Regions from separate parts of the Homo sapiens genome. Here regions 1 and 3 are each linked to region 2. Evidence: chromatin loops called from intact Hi-C (ENCODE). Cell type or tissue: endothelial cell of umbilical vein. All regions are shown on one strand.

Region 1 (8,000 bases), 50 kb before region 2:
AAAATCTGCTTAAGACTATAGAGAATACTGAGCCAGAAAACAAAATGACTTTTGTTCATTCATTCACTTCTCTATTATGCTGATGTCTTGTTTTTGATGTCTTCTCTTTTTATAAACTGTCAAAAACTAGAACAGCACCTTGTAGCTTCATTTATAGCAAAGTTACAATTAGGAAGTAAACTTGTAATTATTTTATGAATAAATCGAATTTTTAAAGTTTATATAAAATAATTTTAAAAGTGAAACAAATTATAAATAATAGTATATCAGATTATATAAATAATAATATAAATTGTTGCTTTTTAATAATTTTGTATAACTTAGTATTACATTTGAAATATAATGATATTACATTATATATTATAGATATTATTGTTACAAGTAATAATAGTGGCTAAAGTGCTTAATTCCTCACCAACCATTCCTCCCCAAGTAATTAGTCCAAGCCAACCAGAGACAGCCCATTCCCTTTGTACATAACTAATTTCGAAAAGGACTTGTGACTCAACGTTGGTCAATGAGATGACAGGGAAAGTAGACAGAAGGCCCCTGGGAAAGCTGCTTTGCCTCTAAAAAAAAGGCACTGAAACAAAGCCTGGACACACTGTAGCCACCTTGTGCCCATTTGTGCTACTTTTCATAATACATACATTACATCCATCTTGTATGGATTATGTACGTATTCTAGGTGCAAGGCACTACTCTGAGTATTAACTCATTTAGTTCTCACAAGAACCCTACAGGCAGACAATACAGTTATCCCTGTATTCTAGAGGAGGACGCTCAGGCACAGAGAGGCTAAGTCGCCCAAGGCTACTCACTCGTAACTGGCAAAGCTGGAAACTGAACCCAGGCAGTCTGGCTCCAGCATACATTCTCTTAGCCACGATGACAGGTCAGCTCTCCATGGAAGCTGCTCCAACCCCTCAGTATGCTACCTTCCTTAAAAGTATTATTCTTTACTGATGGCCACCAACCCTTTCCACTTTTTAAAATGTCCTTCAAGAAAATAGACTCCTGGTCAGGCGTGGTGCCTCACATCTGCAATCTCAGCACTTTAGGAGGCTGGGGCCACGATGGTCATTTGAGGCCAGGAGTTTGAAACCAGCTTAGGAAACATAATGAGACCCCCATCTCTACAGAAAAAAATTTTTTTAAAAATTGGCCTAGAGTGGTAGCATGTGCTTGTGGTCCCAGCTACTTGGGAGGCTGAGGTGAGAGAATCGCCTAAGCCCAGAAGTCAAGGCTGCAGTGATGGCACCACTGCACTCCAGCCTGGGTGACAGAGTGAGGCCCTGTGACAAAAAAAAAAAAAAAAAAAAAAAAAGAAGAAGAAGAAGGAAAACAACAGAAGAAAAGAAAATAGACTCCTTTGGAATTCCCTGAACAAATTACTAGGCTGCTGCAGGGCACAGAATATAGGAGGGAGGGCAGTAAGATTTTGAGGGAGGGAGGGAATAAGGTGAGAAGGATCAGAGAGAATGAGGACTGCTGGGCTTCACAAGGGGAGACCTGGAGCACCTGGGAGAGAGGAAAGAGCAGAGTGGGAGGGGTGGGAGCAGTCAGCAGTTTAATAATAGCCACAATTTAGTGCAGACCTACTGTATACCTGGCCCCCATATATATTATGGTTTTATAATATCAATATATAGAATATCAATAATAAAATATCAATCCTCCAAAGAATACACACTATATACTTGTCATACCCATTTCACAGATACACAAAATGAGGCTTAGCTAGTAAAAGACAAAACCAGTATGTGAATCAGGACTGTCTCACTCGAAAGACTTGCTTCCTGGGCACCACCTCCCCCGCAAGCCCACAGTGTAGACTGAACACAAAGGGCCCCAGGGAGAACGTGAGAGAGAAAAAGAATCACTCCAGTTCACAACTTTGCAGAGGATCGTAGTTTTTTCTCAAAATCCATGGCCCAAGGACAGCTTTCCTCTTCCCAAGGGGCCTCCAAATGAACAGCTCAAATCTCTTTTTTTTATTTTTTTGAAACGGAGTTTCGCTCTGTTGCCCAGGCTGGAGTTCAGTGGCGTGATCTCGGCTCACTGCAACCTCCGCCTCCCAGGTTCAAGTGATTCTCCTGCCTCAGCCTCCCCGAGAAGCTGGGATTACAGGCGCGTGCCACAGCGCTCAGCTAATTTTGTATTTTTAGTAGAGACAGGGTTTCTCCACATTGGTCAGGCTAATCTCGAACCCCTGACCTCAGGTGATCCACCCGCCTCGGCCTCCCAAAGTGCTGGGATTACAGGCGTAAGCCACAGCGCCCGGCCTCAACTCATATCTTTTAAGAAACGTTTCAGAGTCTGTCTGTCTTAAGTTGCTTGCAGTTGCTACCAAAAGGGAAACTCTTTCCCACTCTACCCCTCAACAACAAACACTGGAAACAACCTAAATGTCTTCATGCTGTCTTAACCAAAACAGAGCTGAGTAGATTTTTTTTTTCTTTAACTTTTCCAAAAATAAAAACAAACCACATTCAGTTTCAACCCAATTGTTGGAAAAACAAATTATCCCACCCTTCTCCTTCCCACAGCCCTACCAGGATTCATAAGTGAATGAAAACCAGAGAGAGTGGGGAGGAGGAGTTATACTTTAAATGGTGGAAAATTCAGGGCTCCAGTGTTCAATATGACACATATTATGAAATTGTGAAATATAAGACCATATCAACAGCTGCTGATTTAGTGCAGGATCATTTATGATGACTTGCTTTTCCATTAAAAATTTTGGGATGCTGGAGTATGGCCGTGTCTGTGAGCTTCCCAGTCACAAGTAGAGCAGAAAGAACACTGAGGCCTGAAATCAGGCTTAACTCCAACATTGGCCATGCTACCAACCTTGGGAGCTTTGGCTCTCACCTGTAAACCACATATAATTCCCACCTCAAAGGGTTTCTGGGGGAATTCAATGAACTAATGGGTGGGAAATCACCTGGCACATAATAGATATCCACGAAGGAGCGTTTAATGGTTTCTTTCACACGACTTTCTCTTCACATGGTTTAAAACAGATCATAATCACATGGAATGTGGTGTTGAATCTTTTTTTTACTGATGGGCAGGAAAGACAAGGCAAGGAGGGTCTGACCTAACCAGTGAGAAGTCCTCTTGGCAGGAAGAAGGGAAACCTAGGTGCATGGTGTTGCCAAAGGAGCCTGTGGTTATCATGTATGGTGATAAAGATTATGAAATCTCCTCAGTTTATATAAAAAGCAGTGACAGCCAAGGAACTCCCTTTCTCGGCGTTTAGGAGCTCCACCTGCCTGCCTGGAAGCAGAGGATACAGGGGCCAGATAAAGAGCTACTCTGTGACTCCCCTTCCAGCTCTGTCAGCCTGAGAATCTCTTTTGCACTGAGTTCCTCACATGCCATTTTGACACCGAATTCTTATTAAATCAGAGGCCAGGGGTGGTGGCTACGCCTGTAATCCCTGCAGTTTTGGAGGCCAAGGCAGGCGGATCACCCAAGGTCAGGAGTTCAAGACCAGCCTGGCCAACAGGATAAAACCCCGTCTCTACTAAAAATACAAAAAAGTTAGCTGGGCTCGGTGGCGGCGCCTGTAGTCCCAGCTACTCAGGAGGCTGAGGCAGGAGAATCACTTGAACCCGGGAGGCGGAGGTTGCAGTGAGCCGAGATCGCGCCACTGCACTCCAGCCTGGGCGACAAGAGCTAAACTCCGTCTCAAAAATAAATAAATAAATAAATTCAGAAATACCAACTCAATTAGGATTTGTAAAACCACATAAATGAAACTCTCCCCTTAACTTGATGCAAATGGTTTTGGACATTTCAAAGAAACCCCACCAGGAGCACCGAGTTCCACTGTTCCCTTGCCCTTCACCTTCCTCCCAGTGTCAGTCCTGTGCCTCACTTAGAAATGTTTGGAAAAGGTGCCTCTGGAAGGACAGCCTCTCACTGTGCTTACTCAGTCGTTCCCCACAGGAAATGATGGAAATTCCTGGCATTCCCATCAGGGAATGGGTCAGCTTTCTGCAGGGCTGCGGTGAGAGGGATGCCTGGAGCCCTCCTTGTTGTCGGAGATAGATGGCTTCAAATCAACACCTTGTCCAAATTAGAAGATGAAGCCAGGCTTCCAGGAAGAGTCCCAGCAGAGGGGAGACAGGCAGCCTGCCCCGTAAAAGCCCAGCAACAAGAAGTAGAGGCATCCAAGTGTTTATCTTGAGCAGCTTCCCAAAGAGAGTTTGGCATCCTCTTGGTAAACTCTTCCAATCTCTTGGCATTAAAAGCAGACACTCGCCATGTGCCTCAGAAAGAACCTTCCTTTCTGGCTATACGGTTAAGCATATCCGTGCTGTGATTTTTCAGAAGCCTCAGTAGTCCTCTATGCTTTTAGACATTAGTTTCTCTAAACCTCTTGGCAAGAAACAGCTCAATAATTTAACTGGAGCCATGAATTTAAAGTTCCATGTGTTTATCTCTTTGGAGGCTGGGTTTGGAAGGAGGGAACGGTGATGGCAAGGCATGAGGCAGGGGCACTGAGAGGCAGGGCTGGGTTCCCTTCAACACAGATTTCTCAGGCTGCTTCGACATGCTCGGCACCGTGTGGGCCAAACTGTTAAAAATATACTTGCTAATCTGCAACTATTTTTTGAGGAAAGAAAGGGGAAAGTTAAAGCCTGGCTTGTTTGAAGCTATAGCTATAGAGAGACCTGTGAAGTTGTGGATAAACAAAACTATTCAAGGACATGCTTCAAAGAACACACTTACTGATCTCAGAGGAAAAGACATCTGATACCCCGTTTTGGACTGTAACCCCTAAATAATTTTTCAGCAATCCCCTTAGAACTCTCCCACTTAGTTTTTACCAAAAAAAGAAACTTGAATCTACTCCATAGAGAATGCTTCCTTTTACTTTCTTGTTACTGTTTCACAGTTTGCCATTATTCAGATCTTTTACTCTCATAGCTATTAATAATTCCTATGCCTGAGCCCCAAAGAAGCAATTCTGTCAAAGCTTTGTTTGTCAAATACAAACAACAAATGTTCCCAGCTGCCCACAGTTGCTCACTGGAAACCCTTAACTCCACCCGTGATTTTCACAGGCTGAACCATGTATCTCTTGCTTCTCCATCATCCTAACTTTGGACGTCTATTATCATACCGGATCAGATTCCAAAAATAACAGAAGAGAACCCATTGCGACCAATCAATGAAACAAAGTCAGTCTAGCGCCCCCGCCCCAGTGCAGAAAGGGAGAATGCAGGCTCCAGAGGGAGGGCCCAGGCCATGCAGGTGGTGCTGCCTCTCTTTCCCTTTCTGCTAAGCATAATAATAAAGGATTCTAGAGCCACGTGTGATGCTTTTAATGAAACAGGTAACTGGGAAATAAATAGACAAATATCACTTTCGTGGTAGTACATATCATATCTATGGAAAATAAAAATATACTGGTGCCTCATGTCCCAGAAAATGAACTCTGCCAAATTGTAACTATAGTTACGTCCCAATTAGCTCTGCATACTGAGGCCAAGAAACGCTGACCCTCAAAGCCTGATTAAAGCTTGAAAATGCTCACTTAATTAACCCTTCAAAGTCTCCCCTCATTGACGCTTTTGTCAGAGGAGCAAAGAAGTGACAAAACCATCAGACCAAACTCCATCTCCTCTTTAGACACCTGCCCAGAACTTTGGGAACGGGGCTGAACAAGCTTGGTATATGGAAAGACTGAAGAAAAACAGAAGACCTGGTTGAGACTAAAATGCAATAATGAATCCCTGAGTAAACAAGGGGTGACTGCACCAAATACAATACCATGCTAGATCACTGCAGAAGATCGTGCATTTTGCTCTTTACTGTAATAGTATGCTAAATTTGAAAAAGCACAATATTATTATGTAAACAGCCTTGACTTTATGTAGCAAACACCTCTGAATAATAACTCTCTATATGAATAACTTCAGAAACAGGCCCACCCAGTAGTGATTTGCTAAAACAATGGCTCCTTTGCCCTGTGAATAACTGACCTCGGGCTCTTCTGTAGTCTAAATTCGGGTTGTGTTTATCATACTTGCATAAGCAATATATACCTAAAATTAAACAATAAGTAAACCCTCTATGTCACCCAGTCTATTTTTGCAACTATAAAAGGCTACAATGTTACCGTCTTTAGAAGAAAATCACACCTTTACATTTCTTCAGGAGTAAGTTTTCAGGTCTGTCACACTTTGATATTCTGCAGTGGCTGTACCAAAACATTGAGAGAGTGCTAACAGCCCCAAATCTCGGGAGAGTGATAATACAGTCCTGTGTTTTTATAGTGTTGTAACTTCAAAGCACTTGTCCATCCATCTGACATCTCTCTTAACCTCACCAAAGCCCTGTGAGGTAGACTCACCTACGTTGGCAGGTGTCCCCCTGCTGGTTGGGCAGAGGCAGCATCTGACACCCACTGAGTTTAAGTAGCTGGTTTCAAGACACAGGAGTGATTAGGGGCAGGACCTAGAGGGTTGACATGTCTCTGGACACCTTCCACTTACCACCTTACTATCAACCTGCTGCATGGAAGGGACTTGGTCTTCCTTCAATGGTTAAAGTTTAACCATGCCTGAAGAAATGGGTTCTTGGGTCCTGCTGGATTCAACTGGCCACTTCTTAGGAACTGAAAACTCATTTACCTTCTAAAGAATCAGAGTCCTAGCCCTATAACCATGATGAGGCCTCCCCAGTGGAACCAGATTGGGTGTCCAGTCCACTTTAGGGTTCCAGAGCTGCAGGGTCCCCCTCCACAACACAGAAGTTGAAAGGTCAGCTCCACTTCACTTCACTGCTGAGCCCTTCCCCAAAACGACATTATCCTGAGAGTTAGAAGATCCAGAATCTTCTAACCCCAGCTCCAACTAACTTGCTTCAGCAAGGACTTAATCTATCTGGGCCTCAGCTCCCTTATAGGTGAAAACAAAGGGAGAGTTAAATCATCTAAGTTGGGTGCAGTGGCTCACGCCTGTAATCTCAGCATTTTGGGAGGCTGAGGCTAGAGGATTGCTTAAGCCCAGGAGTTCAAGACCAGCTGGGGCAAGATAGTAAGACATTGTCTCTACAAAAAATTTAAAAATTAGCTGGACATAGTGGCACATACCCGTAGGCCCAGCTACTTGAGAGGCTGAGGCAGGAGGATTGCTTGAGCCCAGGAATTCAAGGTTACAGTGAGCTACGATTGCACCACTGCACTCTAGCCTGAATGACAGAGCAAGACTCTGTCTCAAAACTAAAATAATAAAATAAAACACAAAAAACACCTCAAAGACTCTTCCATCTGCAAAGATCTACTCTGGTCCTATGCTGGATATCCATCGCCTTGCCTAGAGGCTGAATCCAAGAATTCTCAGCATCAGGAATGTCTCTTTCATAGACTATTCCAAGGTTTCCCATTTTAATTTCGTCCTTCTCTTCTATTTGTACCGCTTGGCATCACTCTCTTCCAGCCTCTGTTTGTGCTCTCTAATATTTGTAAGTGGTTACCATGTCTCCTGTGAGTCATCCGTTGCAACTCCCACGCATAAATGTACTTTTTTGTGTGTTTTTCACCAAATCCCCAACCCATCCAACTGGTAATATGGCTGAGAAATTTATAAAAAATTTTCTCTCAAGGTCACCCTTTCTAAAGAGACTTTCTCTCTTGGTTCTTCATATTTCTACTGATTGCCAAAACATGTAGGCATCTCCACATTTATTTTGCCTTATTTTGACAAGTTTGGTTTTCCTCTTGATTCCTATCTTTCTGTGTTTTTTTGTTTGTTTTCCTTTATAATTCTTGGTTTCATCTTCACTCCTACTGCTGCCTTCAGTGCGTCCCCCCCGGGAAAGAACACAGGACCATGGTCTCATCGCAGAAACATGGAATCGTGTAGATGGGGAACAGGAGCACGGAGGAGGGGCGACGGGGCTGCACGCGGGCCGCTCTGCCAGGGAACCAACGCAGGAGAGATGAGCTTGGTGCCACTGCATTCCTATTTTAAAGTCATATG
Region 2 (8,000 bases):
TCCAATTGACTGATCCCTCATCCTTCATTTGCTTTTTTGTTTTATTTACTTATTATTTATTTATTTTTTGAGACAGGGTCTTGCTCTGTTGCCCAGGCTGGAGTGCAGTTGTGCCATCACAGATCACTGCAGCCTCAACCTCCCAGGCTCAGGTAATCCTCGTACCTGAGGCTCCCTGGCAGCTTGGACTACAGGCGCTCACCACCATGCCTGGCTTTTTTTTTTTTTTTTTTTTTGCATTTTTTGTAGAGACAGGGTTTCACCATGCTGCCTAGGCTGGTCTTGAATTCCTGGGCTCAAGCTATCTGCCCGCTTCAGCCTCCCAAAGTGGTGGGATTACAGGAATGAGCCACTGTGCCTGGCCTGAAGAATCTGATTTTACACCTCGATGATAGAATATATCACACTACACGGCATGTGTCTGCATACCTTTCTTTTCCCAACTAGGTTGTAACCTATCTTTTTATATCCTTTTCTTTTTCTTTTTGTTTGTTTGTTTGTTTATTTTTTTTTTTTTTTTGAGACAGAGTCTCACTTTGTCGCCCTGGCTGGAGAGCAGTGGCGCAATCTCAGCTCACTGCAAGGCTCTGCCTCCTGGGTTCAAGCGATTCTCCTGCCTCAGCCTCCCGAGTAGCTGGGACTACAGGCGCCCACCACCACACCCAGCTAATTGTTTGTATTCTTAGTGGAGATGGGGTTTCACTGTGTTAGCCAGGATGGTCTCAATCTCCTGACCTCGTGATCCACCCGCCTCGGCCTCTCAAAGTGCTGGGATTACAGGCGTGAGCCACCATGCCCGGCCTTATTTTTCAATATCTAACACCAAATCTCACATACAGCATGACCCAGTGAACGCTTGTTGTATTGTTAGGTTGAATGAAACACAGGTAAATCTTTCCCACTAGGTCTTCTGTTGTTTTTGTTTGTTTGTTTGTTTGTTTGTTTGTTTTTGTTTTTGTTTTTGGAGACAGAGTCTCGCTCTGTTGCTCAGGCTGGAGTGTAGTGACGCAGTCTTGGCTCACTGCAACCTCCACCTTCCAGGTTCAAGCCATTCTCCTGCCTCAGCATCCCAAGTAGCTGAGACTACCAGTGCATGCCACCATGCCTGGGTAATTTTTGTAGTTTTAGTGGAGACGGGGTTTCACCATGTTGGCCAGGTTGGTCTCGAACTCCTGACCTCAAGTGATCTGCCCACCTCAGCCTCCCAAAATGCTAGGATTACAGGGGTGAGCCACCGTGCCTGGCCTCCACTAGGTCTTCTGTCTTCTCTTGGGTAAATTAAGGAGTTAGACTGGATGACCTGTAAGAGTTCTTCCAGGCTCCTCCTGCCATTGTTATGCTTTGAATGTATAGTTTAACTGTAACTCATGTAAAAATTATTATTTATAGATAACATCAGTAAATCTTTGATGTTTCAGGCCTCAAAATATGATGGCAGTAAAATTGATGGTTGCTTTAATAAATGTTTCCAGTTTATCCTGGTTTGGGGGCTTTTTCTTTGTTGTTGTTGTTGTTTTTTTCGGCTAAAGATAAAACACAGATGAAGACCATCAGGTAAAAGGTATGTTACTGCAAGTTTATATTGTACGTAATTACTTTAGACATTTTAATGTAGTATTTATATTTTTGTTTAAAGTACTTGATTATGGTTTTATTCCAATGGGAGTCTTTCATTTGCAGTTGTTTGGACTTTGTGGTATTCTTGTTTTAAGGATTTAAAAATCCATTCAATGGAGATCTTAGCTAATGTAGTACAACTGAAATAGTTTGGAAATCGGAAAATTCCTTTCAATCTCTTTGCCTGGTTTGGCTACCCCACAGTTTTCAGGTTCCAGTTGGAGATTTCAAGCACCTGTAAATGACATGAAATCTAAGCAAACTGAAAGTGTGGTTCAGGTCACTCACCGCCCAAGAAAATCTGCCGTTCATTCATTTCACTCATTTGACATATATTCATGCAACCCCTACCAGGTACCAAGCACTGGGAACACAATTGTGACAAGACAGTGGTGGTTCCCACCCTCAAGGATCTTAGTGTTTACCGGGGAGAAAAAACAATTAAACAATCAAGAAAAGGCCGGGGGCAGTGACTCACGCCTGTAATCCTAGCACTTTGGGAGTCCGAGGCGGGTGGATCACTTGAGGTCAGGAGTTCGAGACTAGCCTGGGCAACATGGTGAAACCCCGTCTCTACTAAAATACAAAAAATTAGCCAGGCATGGTGGTGGGCACCTGTAATCCCAGCTATTCCGGAGGCTGGGGCAGAAGAATGGCTTGAACCCCGGAGGTGGACGTTGCAGTGGGATGAGATTGTGCCACTGTAACCCAGCCTGGGCCACAGAGTGAGACTCTGTCTGGAAAAAAAAAATCCAGAAAAATACCATGTGTAAATGCTAGTAAGTTAAGAAGCTTCTGAGTGCAAGAAACAGAACACCCAATTCCAACTGGGTTAACAACAAAGGAAATTTACATATACCTGTGAAGTTCACACGTAGGATGGCTTCAGGAAGATTTGTTCCAGGCAGCTCAAAGCATGTGACAAGATCAAGCACTTTTTTCTCTTTATTTCTCAGCTCTGGTTCCATGACAAGCTCTTTTGTCATCACATTTGTCTATAATCCCAAGATGGCTGCAGCAACTCCTAAAGCTATGTGATTCACATATAGCAAGGAATAAGGAATCTGCCTCCCATTCCCGGCATCCTGACTAAAGTCTCAAGATGAATTCTGATTGGGTCAGCCTAGGGCATATCCCTACCCCAACCAATCACTGTGCACAATGGGAGGAAATATGTCGATGGGCTTAGCCTATATCATGTGTTTCACCCTTAGGGCCAGGGGTGGAGATTGTGTAACCAGATTGAAATAGAAAGGTGTTAGGAAAGGGGCGGGAGATGGGGGATGGGCTAGAACCCCACTAACGTTTACTACAAGTGCTGTGATAGAAGAAAAAGAAAAAGAAAGAAGAAAAAGAGTGCTTTGAGAGCAAGTAGTACTTTGGAAAATAGGATAGTGTAGCACTTAGGAGTAAGAGCTCTGAAGTCATACCACCTGTGTGTGAATGCCAGTTCTGCCAACTTACCTTCTGGCCCTGTACTCTGCCTCTTCAACTATGAAATAGAGATAATGATAGCAAGTTACTCCTCAGGTTAGTTTCAGGATTAAATGAGATAATGCATGTAAAGAGACTAAGACAATGCATAGGACTCTTAGCAGTTTTTATGTATTAGAAAAGGCTTCCAGGAGGAAGTGGCATTGACATGAAATCCCGAAGAATGAGGAAAAGTCATCTAAGGAAAAAAGAGGATTGGATTTTATGAGAAGCGAGGCTGGCCTCTCAATGTTTGGCCGTAAATGGAACTTGTACCACCTCAGAAGGAAGTATTTTTCGTCTCACTTTCTAAATGAAATGTGTAATGATTTTACCAGACATATAATTTCTATAATGACCAGTGAGAACTAGCTTCTAAGAAGGGCAGCAATGTGAAACTGGAGCTCAAGGAAAGAAAAAGTGGAAATAAAAATCAGTTTGTGCAGATTATTTTTGGAATTTGGCTTTCTTTTTTACAGGTCTGTGTATGTGAGCAAGCTCTTTGGATTTTGAGGGCATCTATCCAGCTATGTTTGGTAGATTTATAGCAAGAGACTTTTTTTTTTTAAAGGGGAAGAGGGAGCTTCCCAGTTAATTATTCATAGGTCATTGAAGCTAGTGAGAGGTTGGCCCCAAAGACACATAAGACCCAGTGAGGGCTGGGTGCAGTGGCTCACATATGTAATCACAGCACTTTGGAAGGCTGAGGCAGGAGAATTGCTTGAGCCCAAGAGTTTGAGACCACCCTGGGCAACATAGCAAGCCCTTATCTCTACAAAAAACAAGCAAACAAACAAACAAAAAACTAGTCAGGTATGGTGGCATATGCCTGTAATCCCAGCTCCTTGGGAGGCTGAGGTGGGAGGATCACTTGAGCCCAGGAGTTCAAGGCTGCAGTGAGCTGTGATCACACTACTGCACTCAGCTGTGATTGCACCACTGCACTCCTGCCTGGGTGACAGAGCAAGACCCTGTTTCTTAAAACAAAACAAAACGAACAAAACAAAACAAAAAACAACTGGTGTCCCCGCGTGTAGAGTCTATGATTTATGAGTCGTGAGTCAGAGTAGTGTGAACAACTACAAAGTGAGTCCATGGAAAGGAAATGAGCCATCTTCCAGGGAAAGCAAACCCCAACCCACTTATAATGGAGGTCAGGGAGGACAAACTGGCCTTAACCAAACCCCTTTCCTTCTCATGCTCAGATCCAATCTATACTGTGTCTATGGTTACCACCAGCAAGCTATAGAGGGCAGCCAGCACTCATTCAGTAAGCCTTTATACAGCCCCTTCTGTGGCTGAGGCCCTTCTCTGGGTACTTTGGAAAATAAAAAAATGTATCAAACACACACCCTTCCAGGTTCTCACCCTCTGGGAGTAGTAAGGATCGCTAGCTAACATTGACTGATCATGTCCCATGAGCAAACACTCCACTGACTGCCCTGTGAACATGGTTGTTACTATGATCGTCCCCATTTTACAGATAAGGAAACTCAAGCTCTGAGAAGTTAAGTAACTTGCTCCAAGCACCACAAGTGATCAGGGACAGAACCAGGATTCAAACTCATGGCTATCTGACCTCAGACAGTTTGCTTTTAACCCTGCCTGTGCTTTCTGAGTTGCAGAGACTCATTGTGGGGTTTGTGGGAAGTAGGTACAGCATGTCTATGGACAGCTGTGCTCTAGTTTCTTTGCTGGGCAGGGAAAATTATGAGAAAGTGTGAACTGCAATTGGCTGGTGTGGATTGCCAAAATGAATTGTTTTGACCATTTTCTGTCTGTTAGTCACAAAGATAGTTGAGATCTCATTTGATTCTTCATGGTGAATATTCATTTTCTTTCAAAAGAGTAATATTGAATATTGTAGTGCTCATTAGACATACTTTATTGATCCTCATATATATGCACAGAGTTTTTTCTTTTCTTTTTTTTTTTGAGACAGAGTCTCGCTCTGTCACCCAGGCTGGAGTGCAGTGGTGCGATCTCAGCTGACTGCAAACTCCGCCTCCCGGGTTCACGCCATTCTCCTGCCGCAGCCTCCCGAGTAGCTGGGACTACAGGCGCCCACCACCATGCCTGGCTAATTTTTTTGTATTTTTAGTAGAGACGGAGTTTCACCTTGTTAGCCAGGATGGTCTCGATCTCCTGACCTCGTGATCCGCCCGCCTCGGCCTCCCAAAGTGCTGGGACTACAGGCGTGAGCCACCGTGCCCGGCCTGCACAGAGTTTTTTCTAATCATAAAATTTAAATTCTGGTTGCTTTTATCTTGAGCCTTAAATACAATTTTAGTTCTATGATAGCTACTGCATTAGTCTGTTCTCGCATCACTATAAAGGACTACCTGAGACTGGGTAATTTATCAAGAAAAGAGGTTTAATTGATGCACAGTTCTGGAAGCTGTATAGGAAGCAGGGCTGGGGACGACTCAGGAAACTTACAATCATGACAAAAGGCAACGGGGAAGCGGGCGCGTCTTACGTGGCCAGAGAAGGACGGAGAGAGAGCAAGAAGGGAGGTGCTATACACTTTCAAACAACCACATCTCGGGAGAATTCACTCACTATCATGAGAACAAGGGGAAAATCCACCCCCATGAGCCAATCACCTCCCTCCAGGCCCCCTCCTCCAGCACTGGGGATTACAGTTCGACATGAGATTTGGGTGGGGACACAAATCTAAACCATATCAGCTACAAAACTATAAGCTTAATAGAGGAGTGAGGCACAGTGACTTACACTGTAGGCTACTTAGGCTGCAGTGAGTTATGATCATAGCACTGCACTCCAGCCTGGGCCACAGAGTAAGACTCTGTCTCTTAAAAAAAAAAAAAAAAGGAGAGTCACGTAAGTTTCACCAATTAAATGTGCATTATTCCCCACTGTAACTCATATTTTACAAGTAAGAATTTTCAAAGATCCTCTGTGTGTATACCTGTGTATGTGTTTGTGTGTGTGTGTGTGAGAGAGAGAGAGAGAGAGAAGAAAATGGTTGTCTCATTGAAATATTAGTAAGTTTGAAAATTTTTCTGATTTTTTTTTTTAGGGCATAAAAACAGTCATTTCTCCTCCTTCCTTTCCTGATTCATGTTTTTATATATAGTAAACTTACCGTTGCTAAAAAAACATTTGAAACCTTTATACTGCCACTTTAACAGTATTTCAACAGAGCCATAATCTTCCTGATAAAGTAAAATTACACTGGTTCTTAAGAAAACATACCAAGCAAGGACTATCTCAAGAATGTGTAAGTGTTCTTAATCTTATTTCCTGACCTCTTTAAAGAACAGATATTCATTTAGTTGAAATTCCCTTTGGCAACTGTTAATGCAGTTTCTGGATCTTCCAAGAGAGTAACCTGAGTTTTTTGTTGTTGTTCATAGCATATAGAGGTGGTTCTCAATTTTTTGTGTTTGCTGAACACTGCTGAATATAGATTTGGGGGTGGCACATTTGAAGTGATTAAAGTACAAGTACCTCACTATTCTGCTGCCTGGCTGTCAACAAAGTTGTTATTTGAATAAGTCTATCGACATGTTATTCCATCACACTGTGGATGCTCAGCTGGAGACCCTAGCTGTGGATCCTCTGGTGTAGGGGTGCAGAGAATAGGCTTTGCAGTCATGCACGTGAATTTGAATTCCTGCTATGCCATTTGTTTAGCTGAGTGACATTGAACAATTTGCTTAAACTCTCTGAATTTCACATTCATCAAAGAATCAGGGCAATAATACCTCCCTTATAGAACTGTTGTGATGATTAAATGAAATGATTTATGGAAGGTACTTAAAACACAGTGATCTCTCAATAAATGCCTGCTATTGTCAAGTATCAGTCTTTCAGATGTTTTTTAAAGGGCCTCATCTTTGTGATCAGTTCAACTGCCTGTGTCTACACTACTGACTTATTCAATGATCTCTCCACTAAAGCCTTCTATTGTTGTCTAACAGTGCACTCTAATAATCTGCAGTCCCAAATTAGTTATGGTTATTGATAGTGTTGGCCTCTTGAGGGGTATGAGTCCCATGAATATCTAGACCGATGAGGTTGTTCTTTACTACCCTCCCTTACCTCTTAGACAGGGGTTACTGATACAGGAGCTAGAAAGAAATTATTTAGGCAGATAGTAAGGGCAACAGAGCCCTCTGCGGAATTTCCCTTTTTTAAAAAAAGCAGCTGCTGGATCATTTATTTTCTAACAAAGAGTAGCCTGAAAAATCGAACTGCAGACATAGATAAGCAAGCTGGAAGCTTGCATGGGTAAATGCCAGCAGCTGTGCCAATAAAAAAGGGCTACCTGAGGGCCAGGTATATTCAACATGGAGGCTCCATCCTCCCTTTTCTTTGTCACCACGTGTATAGTAAAGAACCAGGTAACATAGCATCTACCAAGTAGAGAACTCATCTGCATAATAAGAGATTAGGGGTCCTGGTGCAGTGGCTCATGCTTGTAATCCCAGCACTTTGGGAGGCTGAGGCTGGTGGATCACCTGAGGTCGGGAGTTCAAGACCAGGCTGACCAACATGGAGAAACCCCGTCTCTGCTAAAAATACAAAATTAGCCGGGGTGGTGGTGCATGCCTGTAATCCCAGCTACTTGGGAGGCTGAGGCAGGAGAATTGCTTGAACCCTGAAGGCGGAGGTTGCAGTGAGCAGAGATCACGCCATTGCACTCCAGCCTGGGCAAAAAGAGCGAAACTCAGTCTCAAATAAATAAATAAATAAATAAATAAATAAATAATAAGAGATTAGGGTGGGACGCCCAGCTTCTTCACGTGCTGTGCAAATGGCACACCTGGTCCAACCAATCTTTTGTGCCCTATGTAAATCAGACACCGCCTCCTCAAGCTCATTTATAAAACCTGCATTTCACTGCAGAAGTGGCAATCCATTTTCTCCAGGGCCCCTCTCTG
Region 3 (8,000 bases), 73 kb after region 2:
TTCACCATGTTGTTTCTTCCCTCTTTATGCCCCATAGTTCCTTCTTCTATTGTTTTCGTTTAGAGAACTTCCTAGCCATTCTATTGGGGTAGATCTCCTAGTGACAAATTCTCTTAGCTTTCTTTTCTCTGTGAATGTCTTTATTTCCCTCTTTGTTCCTGGAGGACATTCTCACTGGATATAGGATTCTTGGCTATTGGGTCTTTTCTTTTGGCACTTTTGTAAGTGTGCAGCCTGCTGTCAAAATAAAAATTAAAATAAAATAAAAATGAATGTTTTCCTTTGCTACGTTCATGAAAGTATAATTCACTGAATGAGGAGGGACACCCATCTCTATAATCTGGAGGCCCATGCTCACCTCTGAATAGTACATTTGCAGAGAAATTGGGGAAATCAAAGTCTGTTGAGACCAGCAAGATAAATAAGGCAAAAGGATACAAAACCATATCCAAAGAGAAATGGTTTAAAGGAACTAAGGCTGTTTCTCCTAAAAAGAAAATAGTTGGAGACATGTGACCTCCAAAGAAACAGGACTTTTTCTATGGGGCTCCAAGGGGTTTCTATGAGAGAATGATAAAGGAGAGATTTCAGCTTAGTCTCAGGAAGACTTTTCAACAACCAAACCTGCCCAAAGATGGACTGCCCTGCCTAAGGATTGTGTTCTGACATTAAGGGTATGGAGGTATGGGTTAGATGAATATTTTACCAAAATGCCATAGATATTTCAGGCTATTGATGTTGTAATATCATACTAGGCAACTCCACTTCAATATGAGTCTCTATGATGTAAAATGAAATAGGATGTGTTTCGATAGAGAGTTGCAGATTTCATTTTGATGTTAGCGACCACACAAAATTACTTTCCCTACATAAGAACATGTTATTACTCTAGTTGATGATGACTGCTTATGGGAAATGTGTCTGCTTTGTTAGGAATCTTGCCTAATATATGTATAATTCAAGATGGTATTATAAAGTGACATATATGATTTTAACATTTGCACTTAAAATAACACTTATTCTGTACCATGCACTGTCTAGGAGCTTCTACATATTCCATTATTATCTTTATTTTACAAGACAGGGAACTAAGGCATGGAGAGATTGAGTAATTTGTGCAATATTACCTACCTAGTAAGTGGTAAAGGAAAGATTGGAACCCATTCTGGCTCCAGGATCCAGGCTCAAAGCCAATATACTATCCACCACCCCAACTCTTTAGTTTGATCAATTTGTCAAATTATTTTACAGTTATTTATCTGTAAATTAAGGGGATAATTGCCCAGTCAATAAATGTGTCCCCTTCAAAGGTTACATACTTAACCAATGGTGCTACTGGGCTCAGAACATTTTTGGAACTACGATTTTGGTGGCAACCAAAAAACCTCCAGTACATTCCTCTGAACATTCTCCAGAGGCAAGTCTTTCTCCATGGAGACTGGGCTTCATTTTTTGAATTAGCCTGAAGTTGTTTGAGGTCAAATCTGATGAAAAGAGCGGCTGGGGAAGCTGGATATTTTCGTTCGTGATTTAAAACAGTAAATGCCACCTAAATGAGAAGGCTACTTTCTTTGAATGTTTTGTAAACTGGCTTTGAAGGTACTTCTTTAAAAAAGAAGCACAAGAAAGACGGTGACTGGCAACAGCCTCACTGGAATACGTCTCTAATCATCAAGGCAACCCACACTCATTTGGATGTGTGCATCTGGTGATGTTATTATTTTTAAAGTTATGTGCCACAAAGATGCATTCTTTGCTATACAAAAGAGCTGTTGTTAAATTTATAAAGATATAAAAAGGGGAAAGGGGAAGGCACCAAATGGAAGATTCTTAGGCATTAAGTGCTCAGACAGCATAGATCTTCATTAGATGACGTCAGGGAGAAGAGACACAGACTTTGCCATCTCAGGTAGAAGTATCAAAGTCATCAGCCTCCTAGTAAGACAGACCTGGGTTTGAAGCTCTGCACAGCCATTTCCTAGCTGGTCTGGGGAAAAATTACTTCTTGAAGCCTCAGTGTCTTTATTTGTAAAGTAAGTGGAATTATATTACCTTGTCAGGATGTTGTCAGAATTAGAAATAATTTAAAGAGGTCCAGCACGAGCAGGTCAATCAAGGGAAGATGTTAAAAATAACAACAGGTGAAATGTACTCCCAAAAGATAAAGTGGATACATAGATGAATCTTCCTCACACACAGAGTATAATAACCTCAGAAAAATATTGCCTAGAGTAAACATGCCTCCCAAGCCAACGTTCATCATCCAGGAATACGGAGAGGATGTTTGGGATATGGGGGGCATGAAATTTTACAATTGTAGGGCCCTTTAACAAGGGTAGACTTGCAAGTTGCACTGCCTTTCCTGCCCTCTCTGGCTACCTGTTCCAGCATCCAGAGTTTGTGAACCTGGGGCCCAAGGACAGCACCTGGCATGGGCAGGCCCACTTGGCGACTCTCTCAGGGCTGCTGCAGCTGTGTCAGTGTCCCCACAGGGAGGCTGACATCCAGCCATGACCATCGCATTAAGCCCAGCAGTCGGGCAGGGGAGCAACTGCTCAGAGGCACCTTTGACCCACTACTTTTTTCCCCTCCTGCTTTATCTGCCCAGAGCGAGGCTCTCTTTCTAATGTGTACAAGGCGTTCTACCTATGACTCGTGGTCCTGCCATAGAAATGCTTTTTTTTTTTTAACTGAATTAAGTTGCCAAGTTTGAAAAATCAGGAATTTCACATAAGCATCCCTATTTCTGTCTTCTTTTGAAAAACTGAATGTTCTTTCCACAGTGAGCCCACATTCCTTCCTGACGACCATCACCGTTCAGCTGGAGTAGAGAGGGCTCTGCTCGCTTCAGATCCGGACGCGCAGGTCCTCTGCAGGCCCCGCCCACCCGGCGTCACCTGCAGGTCCCGCCCACCCGGCGTCTGCAGGCCCCGCCCACCCGGCGTCACCTGCAGGCCCCGCCCACCCGGCGTCTGCAGGCCCCGCCCACCCGGCGTCACCTGCAGGCCCCGCCCACCCGGCGTCTGCAGGCCCCGCCCACCCGGCGTCACCTGCAGGCCCCGCCCACCCGGCGTCTGCAGGCCCCGCCCACCCTGCGTCACCTGCAGGCCCGGGCCGCGGGGTTGGTTTCCACCCTGGAGGTTGCTGACACCCTGTGCCCTCGGCTGACTTCCAGCCGGTGGCACAGACGCCTCCAGGGGGCAGCACTCAAGCGCATCTTAGGAATGACAGGTGAGAACATCCTCCGGGCCCCAGATTTCTCTCCTCGCCGCTCTTGCCCATTTCTCCGGAGAGCCAGAGAAAGCCGCTCCCAAGTCCAAGGCCGAGCTCCGCAGACGCCCGGCCCCTCCGGCGCGGACAGAACAAAGCCACTGTTCTTGCCGGGGAAGGTAGAAATACTGTGGGCTGCTTCAGAGGCTGCCAGCAAAACTCAGGCAATCTCCTGGGCTGTTCCAATACGTTTATTCTCTTTTTCAAAACAGGAGGAGGAGGTAGAGGCGGGGAGACACACCATCCCTGCAAAACTACTGGCAAAAACTAAGCGGAGCCGGGTGTGGTGGCTCACGCCTGTAATCTCAACACTTTGGGAGGCCGAGGGGGGCCGATCACTTGAGGTCAGGAGTTGGAGGCCAGCCTGGCCGGCATGGTGAAACACAAAAATTAGTCGATTGTGGTGGTGCATGCTTGTAATCCCATCTACTTGGGAGGCTGAGGCAGGAGAATCGCTTGAACCCGGGAGGCGGAGGTTGCAGTGAGCCGAGATTGCGCCACTGCACTCCAGCCTGGACAACACAGTGAGATTCTGTCTCAAAATAAATAAATAAATAAACCCAAGCAGAAAAAGAATCACTCTGAAAACGATCACATCTAACTATCAATGCTCATACAGTTTATGGAATTATCAGCCCAACTTGATAAAATCAGTATTTGAGGAAACTGTGGATAAGCCCCCTGATTTCAATCCCCATTGTGCCAGGTCCTGGTTAACTGAGGTTAACGAAGTAAAGAGCTGCAGACACTATTAACTGCTACCTTAAACCGATTACTCTAGCTTAGCCTACTTTCCACGTACAGATTTTACCAGTGGACAACATGATGCTTTATCTTGTTTTTCTCTCCCTGGGACTTTTCTCCAGACATTGAAAACAGAAATACTAATAAGGCCACTTTTACCTGCCTGATGCAAGAACAGAATTTTCAAACTCAACATTAATGCAACTCCTCAGTCCCTGACAATGGCGGGTGGAAAAGTTTCTAAAAATATGCAGCAGCACAATTATCGGGAAGAGATGAGATACTGTTACCTAATAAAAATGCCATAAATAGAGAATGATGAACTACCATGGGAAATGAATGCATAGAAGAGGACATGCTGGAATGTGGGACAGTAAAAATCACTTAAACTTTGCGTGACCTTGAAGAAAGTCACGATGATCTGTTTTTCCAGGTCCCTCAAACAGTGAGATGTGGCTGTTTCCCAAGTCTTCCTCTCCAGTGTAAAGGGTCTGAATTTAGACGCTTTGTGAGTCTTCCTTCTTTCGACAGCCTGGAGTCTCTCTTGAGTCTCAAGGCTGCCTGAGTTCCTCTCTAACATCCTCTAGGCAGTATCAGCTAATGAGACAATGAATTCCATGGAGGCAGCAGTGGGAACAGAAGTACCTCTCTTGGATAATTTACAACACTGGTGAGCAGAGGGTCAGATCACCCTGGGGTTTGTGTCACAACCAAAAAAGTGGCTGTGGCACTGAGTTCTTGGATGGTTTTCTACAGCTGGTCCAGATTTTCCATGGGCTCACCTTTAAATTAAAAGAATTTCTGCACTTTGAAGAATTTGAAAACAAAGCCATGTGTGAGAATATGAGATCCACTCATATGCCCTTGCAAGAAATAGGTTGCATTCCTTTTTCCGGACTTAAAAAAAAAGCACCCCCTCTTTCTTTTTTTCAGAAGGCATATATGTAAATGATTCCAAATTAATCTTTAGCATGTGCCTATGTTGTTCTGATTTACTAAACTTTAAAAATATGTCCATTGTTGTCTGTTAACAGCTTTTGGCAACTTTTTCAGAGATTGAAATATGTGAGCAAATTAGAGAAATGAGTACAATTATTAGCTAGTACCATTCAACAAGCGCTAAAGATACAAATACCTCTACAATACATAAAAGGAATGATTATAGTAGATTTTATAATGCCATATAAGGTTTCTTATTTAACTTCATTCTTAATTCTCAAAATAAAATGAAATTACATAGAAGCAAAGTAATATAGTTACCAGAATAGTATTTTTACATGTCTTTAAGTGTATGTTGTTGTTGTTGTTTTTAAGGTAATTATGTGATGTTGTGGAAAGAACAGAGACCTGGGTTAGATAAAATTCCGGTTGTCTACCAGATTGTGATAGTGAGCAAATTACTTAACCTCTATGATCCTTATCTTATTTATCTATGAAACAGGATTGGTAATACTCATATCATAAGGTTGAAAGGATTAAATGAGGCACTATGGAAAATTTCTAACATGGTGGTGCCTGGGACAGTAGAAGATGCTTAATAAAGATAGCTTTCATTATTATTATTAGCTTTTTCAGGTGATGGTGATTGTAAATGTTTAGGTAATTTTTTAAACTTTAGAAATAATTGATTTTCAAATGATTAAGACTGCTTATTTTAATCATTTATTTTTATCACCAGATTTATTTTTATTACCCAAAATGTCAACGACTGTCATAAAGATAAAAATTAATAATAATTGGCCAGGTGCGGTGGTTCACGCCTGTAATCCCAGCACTTTGGGAAGCTGAGGTGGGTAGATCACAAGGTCAGGAGATTGAGACCATCCTGGCTAACGCGGTGAAACCCCATCTCTACTAAAAATACAAAAAATTAGCTGGGTGTGTTGGCGGGCGCCTGTAGTCCCAGCTACTCATAGTCCCAGCTACTCAGGAGGCTGAGGCAGGAGAATGGTGTGAACCCGGGAGGCGGAGCTTGCAGTGAGCCGAGATCGCGCCACTGCACTCCAGTCTGGGCTACAGAGCCAGACTTCATCTCAAAAAAAAAAAAAAATTAATAATAATTTAAACCCGAAGTATGAACTGAATTATTTCCCTTAGTAGCACATCACATAGGCTGATGATAGTTTTGGTGACTGGTTTATCTATTCTTCCTAAAAGCAAACTGTTGTTAGATGGATGATCACTTGCATGTTGTGACTGAACTCAGCAGTTGGGTTTTATTTTTTATTTTTTATTTGCTTCAGTAGCATTAGCCTTTCCTACCAAGATTCGAACAATCCATTTGCCTTTTTTTCCCTAAAATCTCTCATACATTGTAAATACTACATATTGGCTAAATATTTCCTGGACAGACATGAAGGACACATAAATCAGTCTCTGTATGATGTTTCTCACTGTAATGGAGTTTATCTGGCTCAAGACCAGGACATTTATTGCATATCAGGTTTCTACAGTTCAGGCAAAAGTTTGAGGATAAGGACTTACTGCAAAAAGTCTTCTATTGTTCTCAACCATTTTCTCGCTTAGCACATGCAGAGATTTGAAATGGTCCGTGGTACAGTAGTTGTGTCTGTATATTTCTCTTGTAGAATATTAGAACAAGGGATTTGCAGTTTACAGAGAAGAAGGCTTGGCGAGGTGTTTGGAAATACACTCAGAAACCTGAGGAAATTTGTGGAAAGAGAGGCTTATTATTTCTAGAAATATGCTAGAGTACGTTTTGATTGTGCACCTGAGGAATTAATAGATTAAGTAGTTTTATAAGGACTGGGGTTAATAGAATACTGGCAGTGAAGTTTGTCTTAGGACTTCTTAATTGGATAATCAGTGAAGTCACCAGATCCCAGTTAGAGACAGTTCCAAGTTTTACAAAACGCAAGATAACTGTCCAAGAGCTGTAATGGCTTAATCATCTTTGAATAATACCTCTCACTGAAGCTATATCATAAGAAATAAAAATCTACATTTTAAAAAATTGGCTGTAATCATAGGGTGACTAACTGTCCCTGTTTACCCAGGACTCAGGGTTTCCCAGGCTGAGGGACAATGGGTACTAAAACCAGGACAGTCCCAGGCAAACTGGGACGGTTGATCACCCTACCCAATGGCCTCATCTGTCTCATTAAAATATCTGGATTACTTCGTGCCTCAAAAATATCCTCGGCTTACCTGACTCTAGACAGTCAAGAAGCTTTTATTAATTGTCTAATGTATGCCACTTTCTGGAGGTGATATTGTTCAACTGATAGATGAGCATCACTGATTGAAATATTTTGTGGTTTTCATGCTTTGTATCTTGTGCTGATAGCCCCACATGGATATTTCTGTTTCCAAGTTTGTGTCACTTCTGGAGATATTAGCCTGAACTCAGCAAAATAGGATGATCAAAATGAACCTTTCCAGTGAATTCTGTCCTTCTTGTGCTGTTGTCATCTGACTTAGATATACTGGCCGGGCGCGGTGGCTCACACCTGTAATCCCAGTACTTTGGGAGGCTGAGGTGGTTGGATCCCTTGGGATCAGGAGTTTGAGACCAGCCTGGCCAATATGGTGAATGAAGCCCTGTCTCTACTAAAAATACAAAAATTAGTTGTGCGTGGTGAAGTGTGCCTGTAATCCCAGGTACTCAGGAGGTTGAGGCAGGAGAACTGCTTGAACCAGGGAGTCGGAGGTTGCAGTGAGCCCAGATCACACCACTGCACTCCAGCCTGGCAACAGAGTGAGACTCCATCTCAAAAAAAAAAAAAATTAGCTGGATGTGGTGGCACATGCCTGTAATCCCAGCTACCTGGAAGGCTGAGGCAGGAGAATCGCTTGAACCCAGGAGACGGAGGTTGCAGTGGGACGAGATCGTGCCACTGCACTCCAGCCTGGGTGTCACAGCGAGACTCCATCTCAAAAAATAAAAATAATAAAAAATAAATAAATACATAAATAAATGAACACATAAATTAGATATACCAAGAAAAGTATAAAAAAGTCTTGTG

Evidence for each region. Hi-C counts contacts between places; a loop is a spot of excess contacts. Peaks named below come from ENCODE experiments on the same cell type or tissue, not always from the same donor. Only the 100,000 strongest peaks of a DNase experiment are listed, where the experiment ranks them.
Region 1: a loop joins it to region 2, with 5 times the contacts of the local background. A loop is called at or near these places in 2 of 110 quality-filtered maps.
Region 3: it touches region 2 in a loop (2.7-fold over the local background); 3 of 110 quality-filtered maps call a loop at or near these places.

What each region holds. Positions count from the first base shown.
Region 1 is chr18:471,377-479,376 of GRCh38, forward strand. The region is part of intron 2 of COLEC12 (collectin subfamily member 12); the gene reads right to left. Among named protein-coding and RNA genes, the nearest start is that of COLEC12, 25 kb to the right of the region's middle. In endothelial cell of umbilical vein, a CTCF peak has its summit at 6,381 (motif pointing left); a DNase peak (open chromatin) is centred at 3,975; H3K27ac peaks cover 993 bases.
Region 2 is chr18:521,038-529,037 of GRCh38, forward strand. No RefSeq gene overlaps it. Among named protein-coding and RNA genes, the nearest start is that of LINC01925, 9.7 kb to the left of the region's middle. In endothelial cell of umbilical vein, no CTCF peak of the experiment used is centred here; DNase peaks (open chromatin) are centred at 3,624, 4,214, 5,914 and 6,174; H3K27ac peaks cover 2,735 bases.
Region 3 is chr18:593,899-601,898 of GRCh38, forward strand. CLUL1 (clusterin like 1) reads left to right here and starts at 3,090. Exons shown (of 10, transcript NM_001393344.1): 1 at 3,090-3,231. RefSeq lists silencers at 2,839-2,968, 3,029-3,148 and an enhancer at 3,571-4,070. In endothelial cell of umbilical vein, a CTCF peak has its summit at 3,221 (motif pointing right); no DNase peak of the experiment used is centred here; H3K27me3 peaks cover 3,318 bases.